Linked DNA regions of Homo sapiens: region 2 is linked to region 1. Evidence: chromatin loops called from intact Hi-C (ENCODE). Cell type or tissue: GM12878. All regions are shown on one strand. Links, peaks and the distances in the headings refer to the core of each region. The heading gives the core; the rest is flanking DNA. Region 1 overlaps CPEB3 (cytoplasmic polyadenylation element binding protein 3). Region 2 overlaps CPEB3 (cytoplasmic polyadenylation element binding protein 3).

The links. Peaks named below come from ENCODE experiments on the same cell type or tissue, not always from the same donor. Only the 100,000 strongest peaks of a DNase experiment are listed, where the experiment ranks them.
Region 2: it touches region 1 in a loop (7-fold over the local background); 4 of 110 quality-filtered maps call a loop at or near these places.

The regions. Positions count from the first base shown.
Region 1 is chr10:92,136,954-92,148,056 of GRCh38, forward strand. It overlaps CPEB3 (cytoplasmic polyadenylation element binding protein 3), which reads right to left. Exons shown (of 10, transcript NM_014912.5): 5 at 7,992-8,132; 6 at 6,076-6,165. It also overlaps the pseudogene EIF4A1P8. Among named protein-coding and RNA genes, the nearest start is that of CPEB3, 150 kb to the right of the region's middle. In GM12878, for the core only: no CTCF peak of the experiment used is centred there; DNase peaks (open chromatin) are centred at 5,218 and 6,238; H3K4me3 peaks cover 837 bases; H3K27ac peaks cover 1,001 bases.
Region 2 is chr10:92,205,529-92,216,631 of GRCh38, forward strand. All of the region lies in intron 2 of CPEB3 (cytoplasmic polyadenylation element binding protein 3), which reads right to left. It also overlaps the pseudogene NHP2P1. Among named protein-coding and RNA genes, the nearest start is that of CPEB3, 80 kb to the right of the region's middle. RefSeq lists an enhancer at 5,804-5,973. In GM12878, for the core only: no CTCF peak of the experiment used is centred there; a DNase peak (open chromatin) is centred at 5,893; H3K27ac peaks cover 1,451 bases.

The DNA.
Region 1 (11,103 bases), core at 2,196-10,195:
TGATGATATGAACCTCTTGGAATCCCTCCTCCATGGCATCTATGCCTATGGTTTTGAGAAGTCCTCTGCCATCCAGCAGCGAGCCATTCTTCTTGTATCAAGGATTATGATGTGATCACTCAAGCCCTATCTGGGACTGGGAAAATGGCCACTTTTGCCATATCAATTCTGCAGTAGATTGAATTAGATCTAAAGGCTACCCACACCTTGGTCCCAGCATCCACTTGATAATTGGCTCAAAAGATAGAAAAGGTGGTCATGACACTAGGAGACTACATGGGTGCCTCCTGTCATGGCTGTATTGGGGGCACCAACGTGCATGCTGAGGTGCAGAAACTACAGATGGAAGTTCCCCATATCATCGTGGGTACCCCTGGCCATATATCTGATATGCTTAACCAGAGATACCTGTCTCCCAAATACATCAAGATGTTTGTACTGGACGAAGCTGATGAAATGTTAAGCCATGGATTCAAGGACTCAATCTATGACATATTCCAAAAGCTCAACAGCAACACCCAGGTGGTTTTGCTATCAGCCACAAGGCCTTCTGATGTGCTTGAGGTGACCAAGAAGTTCATAAGGGACCCCATTTGGATTCCTGTCAAGAAGGAAGAGTTGACCCTGGAGGGGGTCCACCAATTCTACATCAATGTGGAACATGAGGAGTGGAAACTGAGCACACTGTGTGGCTTGTATGAAACCCTGATTGTCACCCTAGGCAGTCATCTTCATCAATACTGGAAAGAAGGTGGATTGGCTCGGCTGGGTGCAGTGGCTCACGCCTGTAATCCCAGCACTTTGGGAGGCCAAGGTGGGCGGATCACAAGGTCAGGAGAGCCAGACCATCCTGGCTTACATGGTGAAACCCCATCTCTACTAAAAATACAAAAAGAAATTAGCCGGGCATGGTGGCAAGTGCCTGTAGTCCCAGCTACTGGGAGGCTGAGGCAGGAGAATGGCATGAACCCGGGAGGAGGAGCTTGCAGTGAGCCGAGATCGCACAACTGCACTCCAGCCTGGGTGACAGAGCAAGACTCTGTCTCAAAAAAAAAAAGAAGAAAGTGGATTGGCTCACTGAGAAGATGCATGCTTGGGACTTCACTGTCTCTGCCATGCATGGAGATATGGAACAAAAGAATGAAATGTGATCATGAGGGAGTTTTGTTCTGGCTCTCACAGAGTATTGATTACCACTGACCCGCAGCCAGAGGCATTCATGTGCAGCAGGTTTCTTCAGTTATCAACTGTGACCTTCCCACCTGTATCCACAGAATTGGTCGAGGTGGATGGTTTGGCCATAAGGGTGTGGCTATTAACATGGTAACAGAAGAAGACAAGAGGACTCTTTAAGAAACTGAGACCTTATACAACACCTCCATTGAGGTGATGGCCCTCAATGTTGCTGACCTCATCTGAGGGGCTATCCTGCTACCTAGCCCCAGCCAGGATTCATTCTTGGGAAACTGAGGAGCAGCAGGAGGCGGAAGGAAAGAGAGCCAAGGGATGGACATCTTGTAATTTTTTTCCTTGAATAAACGTCACTTTTTGAGGCAAAAAAAAAAAAAAAAGGGAGGGTGAAAGATCTGAATAGGCATTTCTCAAAAGACAATATACAAATGGCAAACAGATATATGAAAAGGTGCTCAATATTACTGATTGTCAGCGAAAGGCAAATCAAAACTACAATGTGATATCATCTCACCACAGTTAAAATGGTTTTTATCCAAAAGACAGGCTATAAGAAATGCTGGTGAGGATGTGGAGAAAAGGGAACACTTGTACGCTGTTGGTGAGAATATAAATTAGTATAGCCACTATGGAGAACAGCATGGAGGTTCCTCAAAAAACTAAAAATAGAGCTACCATATGATCCATCAATCATACTGCTAGGTATATATAACCAAAAGAAAGGAAATCAGTATATCAAAGAGATACCTGTACTCCCATGTTTGTTGCAGCACTATTCACAATAGCCAGGATTTGGAAACAACCTTTATCCATTCATCAACAGACGAATGGATAAAGAATATGTGGTATGTGACCAGGCACGGTGGCTCACGCCTGTAATTCCAGCACTCTGGGAGGCCGAGGCAGGTGGATCACCTGAGGTTGGGAGTTCGAGACCAGCCTGACCAACATGAAGAAACCCCATCTCTACTAAAAATGCAAAATTAGCCAGGCATGATGGCACAGGCCTGTAATCCCAGCTACTCGGGAGGCTGAGGCAGGAGAATCTCTTGAATCCCAGAGGTGGAGGTTGAAGTGAGCCAAGATTGTGCCATTGCACTCCAGCTTAGACAACAAGAGTGAAACTCCATCTCACACACACACATAAAAAAAAAAAAAAAAAAGAATATGTGGTACATATACACAGTGGAGTAGTATTCAGCCACGAAAAAAAAGAGTCCTGTCATCTGCAACAACATGGATGGAACTGGAGGACATTATGATAAGAAAAATAAGCCAGGCACAGAAAGACAAACTTCCCATTGTCTCATGCATTTGTGAGAACTAAAAATCCAAACAATTGAACTCATGATGACAGAAAATAGAATGATGTAAGTTACCAGAGGCTGGAAAGAAGGTGGGGGTGGGTGGGTAAAAGTGGGCATGGTTAATAGGTACAAAAACATAATTAGATGGAATGAATAAGATCTTGTCTTTGATAGTACAACAGGGTGACTACAATCAACAATAATCTACTGTATATTTTTAAATAACTAAAGTATAATTGGAATGTTTATAACACAAAGAAATGATAAATGCTTGAGGTGATGAATACCCCATTTACCCTGATGTGATTATTACATACTGTATGCCTATATCAAAATATCTCAGCTGGGCATGGTGGCTCACACCTGTAATCCCAGCACTTTGGGAGGCCAAGGCAGGAGGATCATGAGGTCAGGAGTTCAAGACCAGCCTGGCCAATATGGTGAAAACCTGTCTCTACTAAAATTACAAAAATTAGCCGGGTATGGTGGCACAAGCCTGTAGTCCCAGCTACTCAGGAGGCTGAGGCAGGAGAATTGCTTGAACCCGGGAGGTGGAGGTTGCAGAAGCCGAGATCACACCATTGCACTCCAGCCTGGGCAACAGAGTGAGACTCTGTCTCAAAAAAAAAAAAAAAAATCAAGCTACCAATGACTTTCTTCACAGAATTGGAAAAAACTACTTTAAAGTTCATATGGAACCAAAAAAGAGCCCACATCGCCAAGTCAATCCAAAGCCAAAAGAACAAAGCTGGAGGCATCACACTACCTGACTTCAAACTATACTACAAGGCTACAGTAACCAAAACAGCATGGTACTGGGACCAAAACAGAGATATAGATCAATGGAACAGAACAGAGGCCTCAGAAATAATGCCGCATATCTACAACTATCTGATCTTACAAACCTGACAAAAACAAGCAAGGGGGAAAGGATTCCCTATTTAATAAATGGTGCTGGGAAAACTGGCTAGCCATATGTAGAAAGCTGAAACTGGATCCCTTCCTTACACCTTATACAAAAATTAATTCAAGATGGATTAAAGACTTAAACATCAGACCTAAAACCATAAAAACCCTAGAAGAAAACCTAGGCATTACCATTCAGGACATAGGCATGGGCAAGGACTTCATGTCTAAAACAGCAAAAGCAATGGCAACAAAAGCCAAAATTGACAAATGGGATCTAATTAAACTAAAGAGCTTCTGCACAGCAAAAGAAACTACCATCAGAGTGAACAGGCAACCTACAAAATGGGAGAAAATTTTTGCAACCTACTCATCTGACAAAGGGCTAATATCCAGAATCTACAATGAACTCAAACAAATTTACAAGAAAAAAACAAACAACCCCATCAAAAAGTGGGCGAAGGACATGAACAGACACTTCTCAAAAGAAGACATTTATGCAGCCAAAAAACACATGAAAAAATGCTCACCATCACTGGCCATCAGAGAAATGCAAATCAAAACCACAATGAGATACCATCTCACACCAGTTAGAATGGCAATCATTAAAAAGTCAGGAAACAACAGGTGCTGGAGAGGATGTGGAGAAATAGGAACACTTTTACACTGTTGGTGGGACTGTAAACTAGTTCAACCATTGTGGAAGTCAGTGTGGCGATTCCTCAGGGATCTAGAACTAGAAATACCATTTGACCCAGCCATCCCATTACTGGGTATATACCCAAAGGACTATAAATCATGCTGCTATAAAGACACATGCACACGTATGTTTATTGCGGCACTATTCACAATAGCAAAGACTTGGAACCAACCCAAATGTCCGACAATGATAGACTGGATTAAGAAAATGTGGCACATATACACCATGGAATACTATGCAGCCATAAAAAAGGATGAGTTCATGTCCTTTGTAGGGACATGGATGAAATTGGAAATCATCATTCTCAGCAAACTATCACAAGGACAAAAAACCAAACACTGCATGTTCTCACTCATAGGTGGGAATTGAACAATGAGAACACATGGACACAGGAAGGGGAACATCACACTCTGGGGACTGTTGTGGGGTGGGGGGATGGGGGAGGGATAGCATTAGGAGATATACCTATTGCTAAATGATGAGTTAATGGGTGCAGCACACCAGCATGGCACATGTATACATATGTAACTAACCTGCACATTGTGCACATGTACCCTAAAACTTAAAGTATAATAATAATAAAAAATAATAATAATAGTTATTGAAATAAAAATAATAACTGGAATTATTCATATGGTTATAATAAATAATTGATAAGAAAACATACCAAAAAAAAAAAGGCCGGGCATGGTGGCTCACGCCTGTAATCCCAGCACTTTGGGAGGCCAAGGCAGGCGGATCACGAGGTCAGGAGAGCGAGACCATCCTGGCTAACACGGTGAAACCCTGTCTCTACTAAAAATACAAAAAATGAGCCGGGCGTGGCGGCAGGAGCCTGTAGTCCCAGCTACTCGGGAGGCTGAGGCAGGAGAATGGCGTGAATCCAGGAGGCGGAGCTTGCAGTGAGCCGAGATCACGCCACTGCACTCCAGCCTGGGCGACAGAGTGAGACTCCGTCTCAAAAAAAAAAACAAATAAAAACAAAAAAAAAAAAAACAAAGAACAAGCAACAGCCCTCTATATTAACTTATTTTTGTGGGTTATGAAGAGAGTGAGAATTGGAGAAGTACAACTGACAATGAAACCTAACAAACCGGACATAAAAGGAAGCCACTTGCCTTCCTCAGGTTAAGCTATAATTTGATTCATTTATGAGGCACAGGAAGGACAAGTATTTTCACTTCATCTTTTTGTGCTGAGTAATATTACACAATAATACGTATCAAAAAGCCATTTTTCTGAAATGAAATGTATCCTTGAAGCATATCTACAGAATGTAACACAAACAAAACCTTTAACCCAAAACATTCTTCTATATAAATCTAGGAACACACCCAAATGAATATCACCAGTAAAGTTCCCTAGATTCTGCAGAAATGACAAACTATGAACAAAGCAATATATTTTCATGCACTCATAAATTATCAAATGAGCCTCCCCAAAAATCAGGGAAGCAAGGTCATATGGAGTGTCTTTTGCTAGTTTGCCCTCTGCTCCCAAACAGGCTAAGTCACTTAATATACAGATGTGGATAAAGATAATTTTGTACAATGCCATTCTTTAGCCACTAGGTTTCCCAGGTTTGGGGTTTACAAGATCTATAAAACCACAGGGCTATGGAATACAAATAAAATCTGACCCTAAATAATCTTTTCCTTTACCATTGCTGACATTCCTCAAAACCCTAGATCTTTCCTTTCAAAATAATGAAAATTAGCAGGAGGCTCATCCACAACAGACTTCCAGGGTCTCACTGTCAATAAAATCGGTGCCATGAAACAATCAGTGTGCTTCAGGGGAAGAGTCTCTAAGTGGAAACATAATACACAAAAGGATGATCAACATTAAAATGTTTTCCTAATTGGGGGAAAAAATTCAACAGCTATTTCAAGAGTTAAAAGGCTGCCTTTTATTGAACTGTCATGCTATCTCTCCAACAGGCAAGCAGTGGAAACATTTTAAGAGCATTACCTTTAGGAGGAAAATAAGACTTGCTTTCAGCTTTGTGAGGCCAGTCTACTACGAGAGGTCCAAACCTGCGAAAGCTGGCAGTGATCTCATCTACAAAACAAAGAAAGAATCTTAGCAAAAGAGAAAAAAATATTGCAATCAGAAAACCAGAAGAGCACAAAACATGTCTTTTTAGTTTAAAAAAATGTTTTGAGGGTTGTTTTCTATAGCATCTTTACGGAAGTGAAACCTACTAAGTGAAATACCATTGCTTGGGTGTACATTTGGTTATTCACTTTTAATCATGCAAAGTGTGTTTCTAACTATAATTCATTTCCTTTCACTGCCAATAAACTTGACATAAAGAATTTGGAAGAAAAGTATCTCATATTAAACTAAGGTGACTTCTATGTCAAATAGAAAGATTCTAAAAATAGGAATGTTCTCTGATTTTAGTAAGAAAGTAAGGTACAGAAAATATTTAAAATATGGTTTCACTTGTAGGAACCTCTAAGATTATTTAAGAAATAGATACGATTCTTTTGGTAAGGAGTAGGGGCAATAAGTAGGTAATTCTATTGGGTGATAAGAAAATGTTGATGGCCAATGTTCTCTTTAATAACTACATATTACGTACCCTATATAGAAAATATATCAAAAATTATAGATCAATACATTTATATTTTCCCTCTGACATATGACTCAAAGCAGAGGTTATAACCTGGCTCCTACTCAGGTTTAGGGTACCACTCTCTCAGCCATGATCTTAAAAATTGTCTTGAAGATAATCTAATCAATAGATGAGATTAACATGAATACAAGAACAATTTGGAGGAAAATAAGCATTCAGCTATGTATAACTTTAATGTAGTTAGTCTAAAATAAAACCACTTTTTGAGACTTTTCTCCTGTCACCATGAAAAAAGGAAATCATGATAAATTTGAAGTGTGTCATAGCTAGAAAAATGCTAGAAAAACAAGACTGTTAGAATATCAGACAGTATTTTTATATCAGACCCAAAGCCTACTGGAACTAGAGTTGTTTTTTGCTTAAGTTAACTTTGTCACAATTTTATTTCATTCATCCTTTCAACAAATATTTATTGACAACTTACCGTGTGCTAAAATAAACTGGCTTTAGGCATAAGTGAACACTCACTTTTGGACTGATAGCATCTCAAAACTATTATTAAGAAAAATTCTAATTCATCTTCATTCTTTTAAAGAGGTGGATTATGCTTTTTGTTAATAGGTATTTGTTTTTATTTATTTATTTACTTATGAGACAGGGTCTCACTCTGTCATCCAGGCTGGAGTTCAGTGGTATGATCATAGCTCACTGTAACCTCAAACTCCTGGGCTCAAGTGATCTCCCACCTCAGCCTCCCAAGTAGCTGGGAGTACAGGCACATACCACCATACCCGGCTAATCTTGTTTTGTAGAGACAGGGTCTTGCTATGTTGCCCAGGCTGGTCTTGAACCCCTGGGCTCAAGTAATCCTCCCATCTTGGCCTCCCAAAGTACTGGGATTACGGGTGTGAACCACTGCACTGGCCAGTATTTATATTAAAATGTGAGATGGTTTGGTGTGATGCACATGAGCAGAAGCTCTGGAATCTAATTGAATTTGAGTTGCAACTGCACCATCAGCTATATAACCCTGAACAAATTATTTCTCTCTGATCCTCAGTTTCCTTATCTATAAAATGGAGATGCTAGGATATCCTTATTAGATAGCTATGAGGATTAAATGAGATAATGTAACATGAAGTACTTAGTACAATAATAGACTACCACTTTCTAATCCACCAAATAGTCTCACCTCCTATGCACTAAGATATAGATGTCCTAAAGTTGACTTGGAGAGGAGAGGCAGGGTCAGAACACACAAATAACAAACTCAGCCTTTGCAAAATCATTAATGAATGCATAGTACCTTCATCAATATCAGGAGGAAGTCCTCCAACAAACACCTTTCTAGAGTAGCGTTCTACTCGTTCCCCATTTTGACAGCGAGTGGGAGAACTTAAGCCAGATGACAAGGCTTGATCACCATGGCTATCATCCAGGAAGGCATCTTCAAAGGGAAAGAGAGAAGATCGACCTGAAACAAATGTGGGAGTTTCTATAATTAAAATGATTTTCTAGGACAATAAATGCTCTATTAGAAGCCCGAAGTGCAGAGAGAAGCATACAAAAAAAAAGGTGTCCTGAGCTGTGGCTTTTCCAAGATTAACAGGACTGAATATTACCAGATAACTTTTTATCATCATTTTTGTGTAAGGGTAGGCACAGCCTTGGGATGACCAGATTGCTAACTAAAGAAAAAGAATCATCCAGGTGGGCATGGAGGCTCATGCCTGTAATCCCAGCACTTTGGGAGGCTGAGGTGGGCGCATCACCTGAGGTCAGGAGTTCGAGGCCAGCCTGGCTAACATGGCAAAACCCCGTCTCTACTAAAAATACAAAAATTAGCCGGACATGGTGGTGCATGCATGTAATCCCAGCTACTCAGGAGGCTGAGGCAGGAGAATCGCTTGAACCCGAACCCGGGAGGTGGAGGATGCAGTGAGCCAAGATCGTGCCATTGCACTCCAGCCTGAGCAACAAGAGTAAAACTCAGTCTCAAAAAAAAAAAAAAAAGCATCAAAATTTCAGTGGTTTCCTTGCTAAAAAATCACTGCATTTTACTCATTCAGTCTCTATCATAGCTACTAGGAGTATATTCAGCAGCTATGTTTTTTTCTTTCTTTAGTCATTTCTTAAAATAAATGGACAAAGTAATCTCTATCCACAGATTTTTATCTGCTCTTTATGGTAATCTCAGAGGTTTAGTTCTAAAGAGTGGTCCTGATAGCCAAGGGAATACAAAACTGGTGACAGAGGCTGATAACTTCTTTTCTAATAGTGGAACTAAAGATCATCAAGTTTTCCTTGTCATTCCAAGCTACTCTAATTTGGAAATAAACATACGCAATAATAAAGGACAGGGTAAGTAAATGAAAACACATAACTTAAGATGTGGGAGTATAAATGTGGATGTGGTTATGAAACCCTTAACCCTACTAATCTAGGCTACATTTTATATCACTCAAAAAATATACGAAAAGAAATGAAAAAAGAATTATTTTCATTAATTCTATAGCCAAATAAAGTTTGTAGAGCAAAAGTATCTACCCAATCCACATGACTATAAGAAAGATACCAGCAGTTAGAGTCAGCAGTAAATTTACCAGCAGTAAATATAACACAATAATGTCATTTGGCATTACAAAATAAAATCTAAATTTAAAATCAAATATATTTCCTGTTTGAGTCAGTGACTTCCTAGCAAAACTTTCCACTAGGTTCCACTCTAAAAATGAACCATTAGAGTACTCTAACTTTTGGGGGAAAAAAGGAAAATTCCCCTCTAAAATAAATTAATATACTCTTAAAAAAAAAAAAGAGCAGTGTCTTCCCCATTTAGTCTATACTATCTTTATTTCCCTGAAACCTAGGTTTTTGTGTCACAACAGCCAACTCTAAAACAGAATATAAATAGCCCTTAGAAAAATACTGAACATGTATTTCTTTTACAAAAAAGTTAAAGTTATTAATATAACTCTGGTTATTTTGTGAACAACCCAGGTAGTGTAAAAAAGACACTGTTTTAATGCTAGGAGTTAAATAAGAAGACCAAATAATTTTTTGTTCAGTTTTCCCCAGCTTAGCTATAAAGAAACAGAACAAAATCTGTCATCTCATGCCACCCATCTTTTTTAGCCTGGCAGCAACAAACAATAGACAGTAAATTCTCATCCCTTGATGTTTGTTTTGATCACTGGGGGTGAAAGAAATAGATTTGCAGCAACTATAGGCAAAAAGAGCTTTCCAAAGACATCCAGTGACGTTCTCCTAGAGCTGACAGGTTTGCTTTATTCCATAGCCCACACTCAGTGAATTACATGCCTACTCAGTGTCAGGCACATGCGCAAATCAGCATTTCCCAGTGAGTGTTCCCAAACCCACCTCTTACCTTCAACACTAGTAACATTAGATACTCAGAAAACGAGAGCTGGGGAAGGGGAAATGAAATAATCTGGGAAAATAATGCGTACGTTATGCTTTTCCACCTCAGAAAATAAAAGGCTACGAAAAGTTCTACAGTAAAGAAACATTAACTGGCCAGGCATGGTGGCTCATGCCCATAGTCCCAGCACTTTGGGAGGCCGAGGCAGGTGGATCACTTGAGTCCAGGAGTTCAAGACCAGCCTGGGAAACATGGTGAAACTCTGTCTCTACAAAAAATACAAAAATTAGCCGGGCATGGTGATGCACATCTGTAGTTCCAGCTACTGGGGAAGCTGAGGTGGGAGGATCGCTTGAGTCCAGGAGGTAGAGGTTGCAGTGAGCTGAGACCACATCAGTGCACACCAGCCTGGGTGACAGAGTGAGGCCCTGTCTCAAAAAAAAAACATTAACTTACTCCAGCATTACCCAGATGTTAAAGGAACCCTTTACCATACAAAACTCAGTGGAAAACACTTGAGGAAATATTCACCCATATTTCAGTGACACCGAACAAATAAGATACTTCCTTGCCAAAGGAATCACAGTCTGGTGGGGGAGACAGGCAAGTACATAAATAATTATAAAACAGAGATGTGCTAAGAGAAGACTTTACCAAGTGACACAAGAACACAACTTACTGCCCTCCTGGAGATTGGCGGGGAGAGATTTTTAGAGTATTTTCACAGGAGGGCAATTTTGAGCAGAATCTTGTCAGAGTGGGAGTTTCTGAAGTAAAGGAACAAGAAGCCACAGAGCAAGTACTGTCAAAACAGCTCTTGATCTTTCCCTCCAAAATTGCTCCTTCTCTAATATTCCCTAAAATCTCAATAAAAATGCTGATTATCCACACTGGATTCAATCCAGAAACCTAGAAATCATCCTTGACATCTCCCTTTCTCTTATACTCCACGTCAAATCCATCTCTCACTAAATCCTGCCAATTCAAGCAGAGTAAATAGTCTGTTTAGTCTACTGACTTCTACCTCGTACCCCAC
Region 2 (11,103 bases), core at 1,103-9,102, 67 kb after region 1:
TGCAGTGGCGTGATCTTAGCTTACTGCAACCTCTGCCTCCCAGGTTCAAGCAATTCTCCTGCCTCAGCCTCCTGAGTAGCTGGGATTATGGGTGTGCGCCATGATGCCCAGCTAATTTTTGTATTTTTAGTAGAGACAGGATTTCACCACATTGGCCAGGCTGGTCTCGAACTCCTGACTCAAGTGATCTTCCCACCTCAGCCTCCCAAAGTGCTAGGATTACAGGTGTGAGCCACTGCGCCCAGCCTAAATTCAGTTAATACAAATCAAGTATCCTTGAAGAAGGCCAACTACACACAAATTATGTGTTATGTAAGCATTCCAGGGAGAAAAGAACCTAAGTCTTTAACCTAATCTTCCATTTAAATGTTACCCCATTTAAGAGGTGAACATGTTAATAAAGCATCTAAAATGGAAAGCATCCACATTTATTAAAATATTTGGTATTTAGAAGGTTAAAAAATTTTACTTTAAAATAAAGCCAGTACCATTCTAATAATGATACTTTAGGGTACTTTAAATGTCATAAAGTCAAGTCCAGTAAATACTTTTTTTTTTTTTTTTGGAGACAGAGTTTCGCTGGTCCAAGCTGGAGTGCAATGGCGCAATCTCGGCTCACCATAACCTCCACCTCCCGGGTTCAAGAGATTCTCCTGCCTCAGCCTCCCAAGTAGCTGGGATTACAGGCACGCGCCACCACGCCCGGCTAATTTTTTGTATTTTTAGCAGAAACGGGATTTCGGCATGTTGGTCAGGCTGGTCTCGAACTCCCAACCTCTGGTGATCCACCCTCCTCAGCCTCCCAAAGTGCTGGGACTACAGGCATGAGCCACCACACCCGGCCTCAGAAAGTCTTAATATATTCTGGTGATAGTTGGGTCCAGAAAAAGTAATCTCTATGTACTCTTTTTCCCTTTCGTTTTGAGACAGGGTCTCACTTTGTCACTCAGGCTGGAGTACATCTGTAGCCTCCAGCTCCTGGGTTCAAGCGATCCTCCTACCACATCCTCTCAAATACTAGGACTTAAGGCACATGCCAACACACCTGGCTATTTTCTTTTTTTAATTCTTAAACTTGTATTTATGTTTATATATTTATTTATGTTCATATCTTATTTTGTAGGCAATAAATGTTTCTATGAAACTTGGGGAATATAATTAATTTTTGCATATTGAGTCCATTTAATAACCTTCAGATAGCTATACTTAAAGGTCATACTTTAATTACTTTTCTAGGCAAATTATTCAAGTTTTTCACTTAAGTAAACCGTTTCCCCAAAATATGGAAACAAACTGAAGTAAAACAGATTTTTTGAGTCCTTTAATAGGTCTGGGAGAGTTATTTAAAATTATAGACTAAAAAAGTGCTTTGGAATTATTCATGTTTTTGCTTTCCTTTGTTATTGTGGAATTCAGCTTAATGAATAAGAAACAATATGAGAAGGTACACTTCTTTTTTCCTTTTTTTTTGTTTTGAGACAGGGTCTCACTCTGTCACCCAGGCTGGAGTACAGTGGCACGATCTTGGCTAATAGTCTGGACCTTCCAGGCTCAAGTGATCCTCCTACCTCAGCCTCCTGAGTAGCTGGGACCACAGGCATATGCCACCATGCCCTGCTAATTTTGGTATTTTTTGTAGAGACAGGGTTTTGCCATGTTGCTCAGGCTGGTCTAAATCTCCTGGGCTCAAGCAATCTGCCCCCATCGGCCTCCCAAAGTGCTGGAATTACAGGCATGCACCACCATACCCAGCCCATTTTTCTTTCATGTACATACACACACCACATACTAGGCTGAGTAGAAAGATAAGATAATGGTAAGACAATAGGAGAAATGAGAATTGCTAACTAGGAATAATTCTCAACCTGGAGACAGAAAGACAGAATGGTTTTAAGGCTCTGAATTGCCTGCACTTTAATTTTGACTCAGACACTTTGTATGTGATATCTTTGTGCCTCAGTTTTCTCATTTGTAAATGGGATAATAATCGTATTTACTTTTATAGGCTTTTGCGAGGAAGAAATGAGATAAAACATGTTAATCTATGTTTAATCACCACGCAGCCAGGCACAGTGGCTCACGCCTGTAATACCAGCACTTTGGGAGGCCGAGGCTGGCAGGTCACGAGGTCAAGAGATCCAGACCACTCTGGCCAACATGGTGAAACTCCATCTCTACTAAAAATACAAACATTAGCTGGGTGTGGTGGCACATGCCTGTAGTCCCAGCTACTCACAAGGCTGAGGCAGGAGAATTGCTTGAACCCAGGAGGCAGAGGTTGAAGTCAGCCGAGATCACACCACTACACTCCAGCCTGAGCGATAGAGCGAGACTCTGTCTCAAAACAAACAACAACAAAAAAACATGTTAAGTGCTTAAAACAGTACTGGGCACATAGCCAATATTGGTCATTAATGTTCTGCTATTATTTACTTCCAAAAATATTTGATAGTCCTGTTGTTGGCTTAACAAGAGGAGAAAGGACCTGGGATATGTTGAAGTAGGATAGGGTATCCTAAGCAAGGCTCAAAAGAACACCTTGGTGAGGTTCTGATGAGCAAAAATATGTGGGAAAAATGCTTTATGAGCTGTATAAGTATTCTATAAATAAATGGTAATAGGAAGAAATTAGATTATTTTGTAGCCTGAGTATGCTAGAAAGTGAATATTTGCTTGTCTAGCTCAACAGATAATGGTAATATTTCCCTACAAATCCCCCAAGTTGAATACCAGGGTAAAGATTCAAGGCTACACATTTTACAAGTCTTTAAAGTCAGACTCCTTTGTGGTAGAATGCCATTTTGAACTTCTGCATATTCATACACAAATTAACCAGATGCTGTCCTGGAGAAAGGGTTTACCAAGCTACATCCTTAATGTTAATAGTTTTCAAGAATCTGATAAGTATTTATGTAGAAGAAACTTGCTATTTACAAATAAATCTTAGCTATTTGCAGCCCTATAGCCTGTGTGTCCTTTGAGGAATCTCTTCTTGGGTCTTTCCAAATTTTAAGGAAGTTGGGCAATGTGTCTGGCCTCCCTTTTCTGAAAGCCCTTTTTTTTTTTCTTTCTTTTTTTTTTTTAAGGCAGAGTCTCACTCTGTTGCCCAGGCTGGAGTGCAGTTGGGGGATCTGAGCTCACTGTAACCTTCACCTCCCAGGTTCAAGCCATTCTCATGCCTCAGCCTCCCAAGTAGCTGAGACCACAGGTGCACACCATCATGCCTGGCTAATTTTTTGTATTTTCAGTAGAGACGGGGTTTCACCACGTTGGCCAGGCTGGTCTCGAACTCCTGACCCCAAATGATTCACCAGCCTCAGCCTTCTAAAGTGCTGAGATTACAGGGCAGGAGCCACTGCCAGCCTGAGAGCTTTTTTTGACTCCTCCTTTGTTTGTCCTCCCATAATTCCTAGCATATGGCTCTGTCATTGCATTTACCTCATTATATAATCATCATCTATTAAGTAGATCACTAGCTTCTTGTAGTCAGAGACTATGCCTCACTTAATCTTTTTATCTTTAATTCTTGGCATATTAAAGTTCCCAGTAAACATGTTGAACAAGTGAAGAAAGAGTGAAACAGCCCTGAGCATACTTGGAAAAATTTTGTTAGCACTAACGTTTGACAGTAATAAAGCTGTTATTTAAAAAAAAATTCTGTGATGTAGACATTTTGGAAATTCTGACTGAACCGTCTTAATTTACTGCATATTAGGCCAGGCACAATGGCTCACGCCTATAATCCCAGCATTCTGGGAGGCCGATGCAGGCAGATCACCTGAGGTCAGGAATTTGAGACCAGCCTGGCCAACATGGTGAAACTCCATTTCTACCAAAAATACAAAAATTAGCTGGGCGTGGTGGCACATGCCTGTAATCCCACCTACTTGGGAGGCTGAGGCATGAGAATCGCTTGAACCCAGGAGGGAGAGGTTGCAGTGAGCCAAGATCGTGCCATTGCACTCCAGCCTGGGCAACAAGAGACAGAAACTCTGTGTCAAAAAACAAAAAAACAAACAAAAAAGACTTTTTAGAGGCCGAAACAATAAGCAAGAAGACTGGTAGTATGATTATCTTCCTTCAATGAGACTATCAGGTATATACAATATTCCAAATGCAAGGACTCAAAAGTGGAATTTCAGCAGCTCACGCTTGTAATCCCAGCACTTTGGGAGGCAGACAGGCAGATCACAATATGAGGAGTTCAAAACCAGCCTGGCCAACACAGTGAAACCCCATCTCAACTAAAAATACAAAAATTAGCTGGGCGTGGTAGCAGGCGCCTGTAATCCCAGCTACTCAGGAGGCTGAGGCAGGAGAATCACTTGTACCCGAGAGGCGGAGGCTGCAGTGAGCCAAGCTGAGATCTTGCCACTGCATTCCAGCCTGGGCGACAGAGCTAGGCTCTGTCTCAAAAAAAAAAAAAAAAAAAAAAGTGGAATTTCAAGGAACAATTTCAGGAAGGAAAAAGGAGAGAGAAGCCAAGAAGAAATGAAAAGGAAAAAGCAGACAGAACTCACTATTTATATAATTATATACCCAAAATAATCAGTCTTTCATTGGGATGACCTGTAGTAGCCAGAATTATAATGCTCTGCCGCTCTGCAGTTAGATAAAAATAAAAAGATTTAAATCACAGCACACTGTAAGCACTCAAATTTCAATAGAATTGAATAAGTTATTTAATCTCCCTGTGTATGAGTTTCCTCATTTGAGAAATGTGGATAACAATAATGCCTACCTCACCTGGATGCTATAAAGATACAAATGAAGGTGGTCATCAACTATGGTATGGAAGCAGAAGGGACCTCAATTCTGTCTTCATGAAGGAGTAATAATGAACCAAAGTAAAATCAGGCATGATTTACAGGCAGCAAACTATGAAACTGTGAAAAAGGAAAGTGGCAAATATATTCCATTCAACTAAGTGGAACTGAATGTGTATAAAAAATTAATAGCAATTATTTTGAAATAATGCAGGATAGGAAAGTTGCTGGAAACCAAAAGAAAGGAAGAAAAATATAAACATACACGCACACATACACACTTTAAGGGGTAATACATAAACTATTGAACAATCTGTAGTCTCTTGGAAAAACTGAGGGTATAATTCAATTCCAATGGATATATGATGACTTTAACAACTACTCTTCATTTGAATAATGTTATAATTGTGTTGATAACATCTATACTAAATAAAAACAATTTCATTTAAAGCTATAAATATGGCCAGGCGTGGTGGCTCATGCCTGTAATCCCAGCACTTTGGGAGGCCAAGGCGGGCGGATTACTTGAGGTCAGGAGTTCGAGACCAGCCTGGCCAAGATGATGAAACCCAGTCTGTATAAAAATACAAAAATTAGCCAGGCGTGGTGGCACATGCCTGTAATCCCACTACTCAGGAGGCTGAGGCAGGAGAATCGCTTGAGCCTGGTACATATATAAATACAGGCAGAGGTTGCAGTGAGCTGAGATCACATCACTGCACTCCAGCCTGGGCAACAGAGTGAGACTCCATCTCAAAAAATAAATCAATAAATAAAAGCTATAAACATGAAAGCTCAAAGAAAATACCATGAAATATCTTATAAGTGAGAATATATGTAAAATGCTTTTGTCAGCTATAAAGAAAGCACCACATAAAATAAAAACTGGTGGAACAATATAAGCATTCAGCCACTTTTAGACAATTTTTGTTTAGAAAATTTGATGAAACAATACCTACTGGAAGTGAAGGCTTAGTCTGGTAGATAATTTATCAAGTATCCAAGAAAACTCTTACATTGTCTTTGTAAATTATAGATTATATCTCTGTATATGTGTATTAATAATGGCATGCTAATGGAAGATCACAGATTTATGCATGAAAGTGAGAAATGAAACAGAAACCACATAGAAACAGAAACTATGACTCAGAACAGATAAACTGTGCCAAATCATGACACGGAACACAAACTATCTAAGCTCAAATTGTTTTAAACAACAGCTCATTCAAACATATATCATAATTTTTTTTTTTTTTTTTTGAGACAGAGTCTCGCTCTGTTGCCCAGGCTGGCGTGCAGTGGCGCGATCTTGGCTCACTGCAACCTCTGCCTCTCAGGTTCAAGCAATTCTCCTGCCTCAGCCTCCCAAGTAGCTGGGATTACAGGAGCCCGCCACCACACCAGGTTAATTTTTTTGTGTGTATTTTTAGTAGAGACCGGGTTTCACTATGTTGGCTAGGCTGGTTTTGAACTCCTGACCTCAAGTGATCCGCCCACCTCAGCCTCCCAAAGTGCTAGAATTATGGGCATGAGCCACTGCGCCCAGCTCAAACATATATGTTCTAAGATCATATATCTTTTTCTTTTTTTGAGACGGAGTTTCACTTTGTTGCCCAGGCTGGAGTGCAGTGGTGCCATCTCGACTCACTGCAACCTCCACCTCCAGGGTTCAAGCAATTCTCCTGCCTCAGCCTTCCAAGAAGCTGGGATTACAGGCACCCGCCACCACTCCTGGTTAATTTTTTATTTTTATTTTTTGTACTTTTAGTAGAGACGGGGTTTCACTATGTTGGCCAGGCTGGTTTTGAACTCCTGACCTCAAGTGATGTGCTCACCTTGGCCTCCCAAAGTGCCAGGATTATAGGCAGGAGCCACCGTGCCCAGCTCCAACATATATGTTTTAAGACAATAAATTCTTTTTTTTTTTTTTTTTTGAGATGGAGTTTCACTCTTGTTGCCCAGGCAACAAGACAGTGGTACAACAAGACAGTGTACAACAAGACAGTTGTACAGTGGTGCAACTTCAGCTCACTGCAACCTCCACTTCCCAGGTTCAACCAATTCTCCTGCCTCAGCCTCCCAAGTAGCTGGGATTACAGGCACTCACCACTGCCCAGCTAATTTTTGTGTTTTTAATAGAGATGGGGTTTCACCATGTTGGCCAGGCTGGTCTCAAACTCCTGACCTCAGGTGATCCACTCACCTCGGTCTCCCAAAGTGCTGGGATTACAGGTGTGAGCCACTTTGCCCAGCCTAAAACAATATATCCTCATTGTCCAATATAGTAGCCACTAACCACATGTGGCTATTGAGCACTTGAAATGTCGCTAGAATAAACTGAGATGTGCTGTATTTGTAAAGTACCCACCGGATTTCAAAGACTTAGTACAAAAAAAAGTAAAACATCTCATTAATAATTTTTGTATTGATCATGTGTTGAAATAACATTTCACATATAGAGGTTAAATAAAATATATTAGTAAAATTAATTTCAGCCAAGCATGGTGGCTCACACCTATAATCCCAGCACTTTGGGAGGCCAAGGTGAGATGATCACTTAAAGCCAGAAGTTCCAGACCAGCCTGGGCAACATAGCAAGACCCCATCTCTACAAAAAATAAATAAAATTTAAAAAATTTCAAGTGTTTCTTTTTACTTTTCAAATGTGCCACTAGAAAATTTAAAATGATCTATGTAGCTTGCAGTCTATTTCTTTGGACAGCACTGCTATAGACAGAGTTCATGGTAACTCTGCTTAAATTCCTGCATTCCGAAGTTTCAGCAACTAGGCCAGTTTATACATTTTACCAATCCCCACCCAAATCTTGTTTACTTCTGCCCTAAAACCACATTATGAGTAACCCCAGGCCCCAAAACCTTATTAAGTACCCTAACTTCTCCCATCCTAAGACACTCCTTCTTCTAAGATACTCCTGAGGCTCTGTCAAGGTAGTGCTTGCTCAGCAAGTTTAGGAAACTCAGTTTCATATAATTAACAGATTTCCCTAGTGGTGTTTACATGGGGCTTTAACAAAAGTCAATGAATAAGAATTGTAAAGTGAAATAAGTTGTGTTGGAGATTCATTAAGTTTAACAAACAGAAACAATGATGATCGGTTTGAAAAGGGTAATTTATAAATAAGTTGTTCTGTCTAATGATTTAAATTACCAAAATTAAAATCCATACTTGTAGCAATCTACCTTATTTCGGTTCCTGGAATGGTAGAGTAGGAGAACATAAGATTAATGTAGAAACAACAGGCATAATATATCAATTTCATTGAAGCTGGAATCTTAAGAACAGGCTATAAACATGTCCTAAATTTTTAGACTTTGTAGAACCTTACTATTTTTATGATTTGACACTTAACTCCTGACTGGGTCTTTAAAGCAGATTTTAAATGAAACACAAAACAAACATGGCCATCTCCACTACTTTTTCCAACAGTCTCAGGACTCAGTAGAACACTATGTTAAAGCCCAACAACTAGGGTAAATCTCCTAGTCTAGAGCTAATTATAATATGGCAAATTAGTTGAAGTCCACCAAATCTCCCCAGCACAAAGTGAATTATACCCTGCCATTTTGACTGCAATTCATGGTCACATTTAAACTCCAGAATTACAGAAATATAAGCCATACTTCTAAAAAGCCAAATTTATCCCCAAAATCACCAAACAGAAAACCATACATATGACTCAACTTTCAACTTTTTACCATTGCACACATATTAATCTCAAGTAACACACAACCATTTTCATTTTCCACCAAATAGTCACCCATCCCACCTGCTATGGACTGAATGTCCCCCAAAATTCATGACTTGAACTTAATCTCCATTGTGGTGATATTAAGAGGTGGGGGGCCTTTTGGGAAGTGATTAAGTCATGAGGGCTCCACCCTCATGCATGGATTAGTGCCTTATAAAAGGGTTAGAGGGAACCAGCTTAGACCCTTTTTGACTTTCCATCCCTCTGTCATGTGAAGACTCAGCATGCTCTTTGGAGAATGCACCAACAAGGCACTATCTTGGAAGCAGAGAGGAGCCCTCACCAGACATCAAACCCACTGGCAACTTTGATCTTGGACTTCCCAGCCTCCAGAACTGTGAGGAAATAAATTTCTGTTCTTTGTAATTACCCAAACTGTGGTATTTTTGTTACAGCAACACAAATGAACTAAGATACCACTCAATTTTTTTTTTTTAAGATGAAGTCTCACTCTGTCCCGCAGGCTGGAGTGCAGTGGCGTGATCTCAACTCACTGTAACCTCCGCCTCCCAGGTTCAAGCGATTCTCCTGCCTCAGTCCCCCAAGTAGCTGGGATTACAGGCATGCACCACGACATCTGGCTAATTTTTTTTGTATTTTTACTAGAGATGAGGTTTCACCATATTGGCCAGGCTGGTCTCAAACTCCTGACCTCACGTGATCCGCCCACCTCGGCCTCTCAAAGTGCTGGGATTACATGCATGAGCCACTATGCCTGGCTCAAATTTATTTTAACAATTTTTTTTTCAACTTTCCCAGCATTCCTAACATCAGTAAAAGTTTTTTGTTATTTCTTTTTTTTGAGACAGAGTCTCACTCTGTCACCCAGCTGGAGTGCAGTGGTGCAATCTTGGCTCACTGCAGCCTCTGCTTCCTGGGTTCAAGTGATTCGCATGCCTCAGCCTCCCAAGTAGCTGGAATTACAGGCATATGCCACCATATCTGGCTAATTTTTGTATTTTTAGTGGAGGCGGGGTTTTGCCATGTTGGCCAGGCTAGTCTCAAACTCCTGACCTCAAGTGATCCACCCACCTTGGCCACCCAAAGTGCTGGCATCACAGACGTGAGCCACAGTGCCAAGCCAAGATTTTTTTTTTTTTTTTTTTGAGACGGAGTCTCACTCTGTTGCCCGGGCTAGAGTGCAGTAGTGCAATCTCAGCTCACTGCAACTTCAACCTCCTGGGTTCAATCGATTCTCCTGCCTCTGCCTCCTAAGTAGCTGGGATTACAGGCGCCCACCACTACACCCAGCTAATTTTTCGCATTTTTAGTAGAGATGGGGTTTCACCATGTTGGCCAGGCTGGTCTTGAACTCCTGATCTCCTGATCCGCCCACCACAGCCTCCCAAAGTGCTGGGATTACAGGCATGAGTCACTGCACCTGGCTTTTTTTTTTTAGACGGAGTCTCACTCTGTCACCAGGCTGCAGTGCAGTGGTGTGATCTTGACTCACTGCAACCTCCACCTCCCGGGTTCAAGCGATTTTCCTGCCTCTGCCTCCTGAGTAGCTGGGATTACAGGCGCCCACCACTACGCCCAGCTAATTATCTGTATTTTTAGTAGAGATGGGGTTTCACTGTGTTGGCCAGGCTGGTCTCAAACTCCTGACCTCATGATCTGTCTGCCTCGGTCTCCCAAAGTGCTGGAATTACAGGCATGAGCCATGGCGCCTGGCTTTTTTTTTTTTTTTTTTTCTTTTTTTTGAGAACAAGTCTCACTCTGTCACCAGGCTGGAGTGCAGTGGCACGATCTCGGCTCACTGCAACTTCCACCTCCCAGGTTCAAGCGATTCTCTTGCCTCAGCCTCCCGAGTAGGCTGGAACTACAGGTGCGTGCCACCACATGCAGCTAATTTTTGTATTTTTAGCAGAGACAGGGTTTCACCATGTTGGCCAGGATGGTCTCCATCTCCTGACCTCATGATCCACCTGCCTCGGCCTCCCAAAGTGTTGGGATTACAGGCCTGAGCCACCGCGCCCAGCTCATTTTTTTTTTTTTTAATAAGCGAAGATATCAGATACTCTCTAAATCCTATGAAACCTGAACTAGAACATCAGAATTAAAATCATTTAAATATATATATATTTTGATGGCTGGGTGCAGTGGCTCACGCCTGTAATCCCAGCACTTTGGGAGGCCGAGGAGCACGGATCACAAGGTCAAGAGATCAAGATCATACTGGCCAACATGGTGAAACCCCATCTCTACTAAAAACATAAAATTTGGCTGGGCAGCCTCCCTGGGACTAGGTTTCAGCGGCCGCTGCGATGACCAAAATAAAGGCAGATCCCGAAGGGCCCGAGGCTCAGGCGGAGGTGTGTTCCGGGGAGCGCACCTACCAGGAGCTGCTGGTCAACCAGAACCCCATCGCGCAGCTCCTGGCTTCTCGCCGCCTCAAGCGGAAGCTCTACAAATGCATTAAGAAAGCGGTGAAGCAGAAGCAGATTCGGCGCGGGGTGAAAGAGGTTCAGAAATTTGTCAACAAAGGAGAAAAAGGGATCATGGTTTTGGCAGGAGACACACTGCCCATTGAGGTATACTGCCATCTCCCAGTTAGGTGTGAGGAC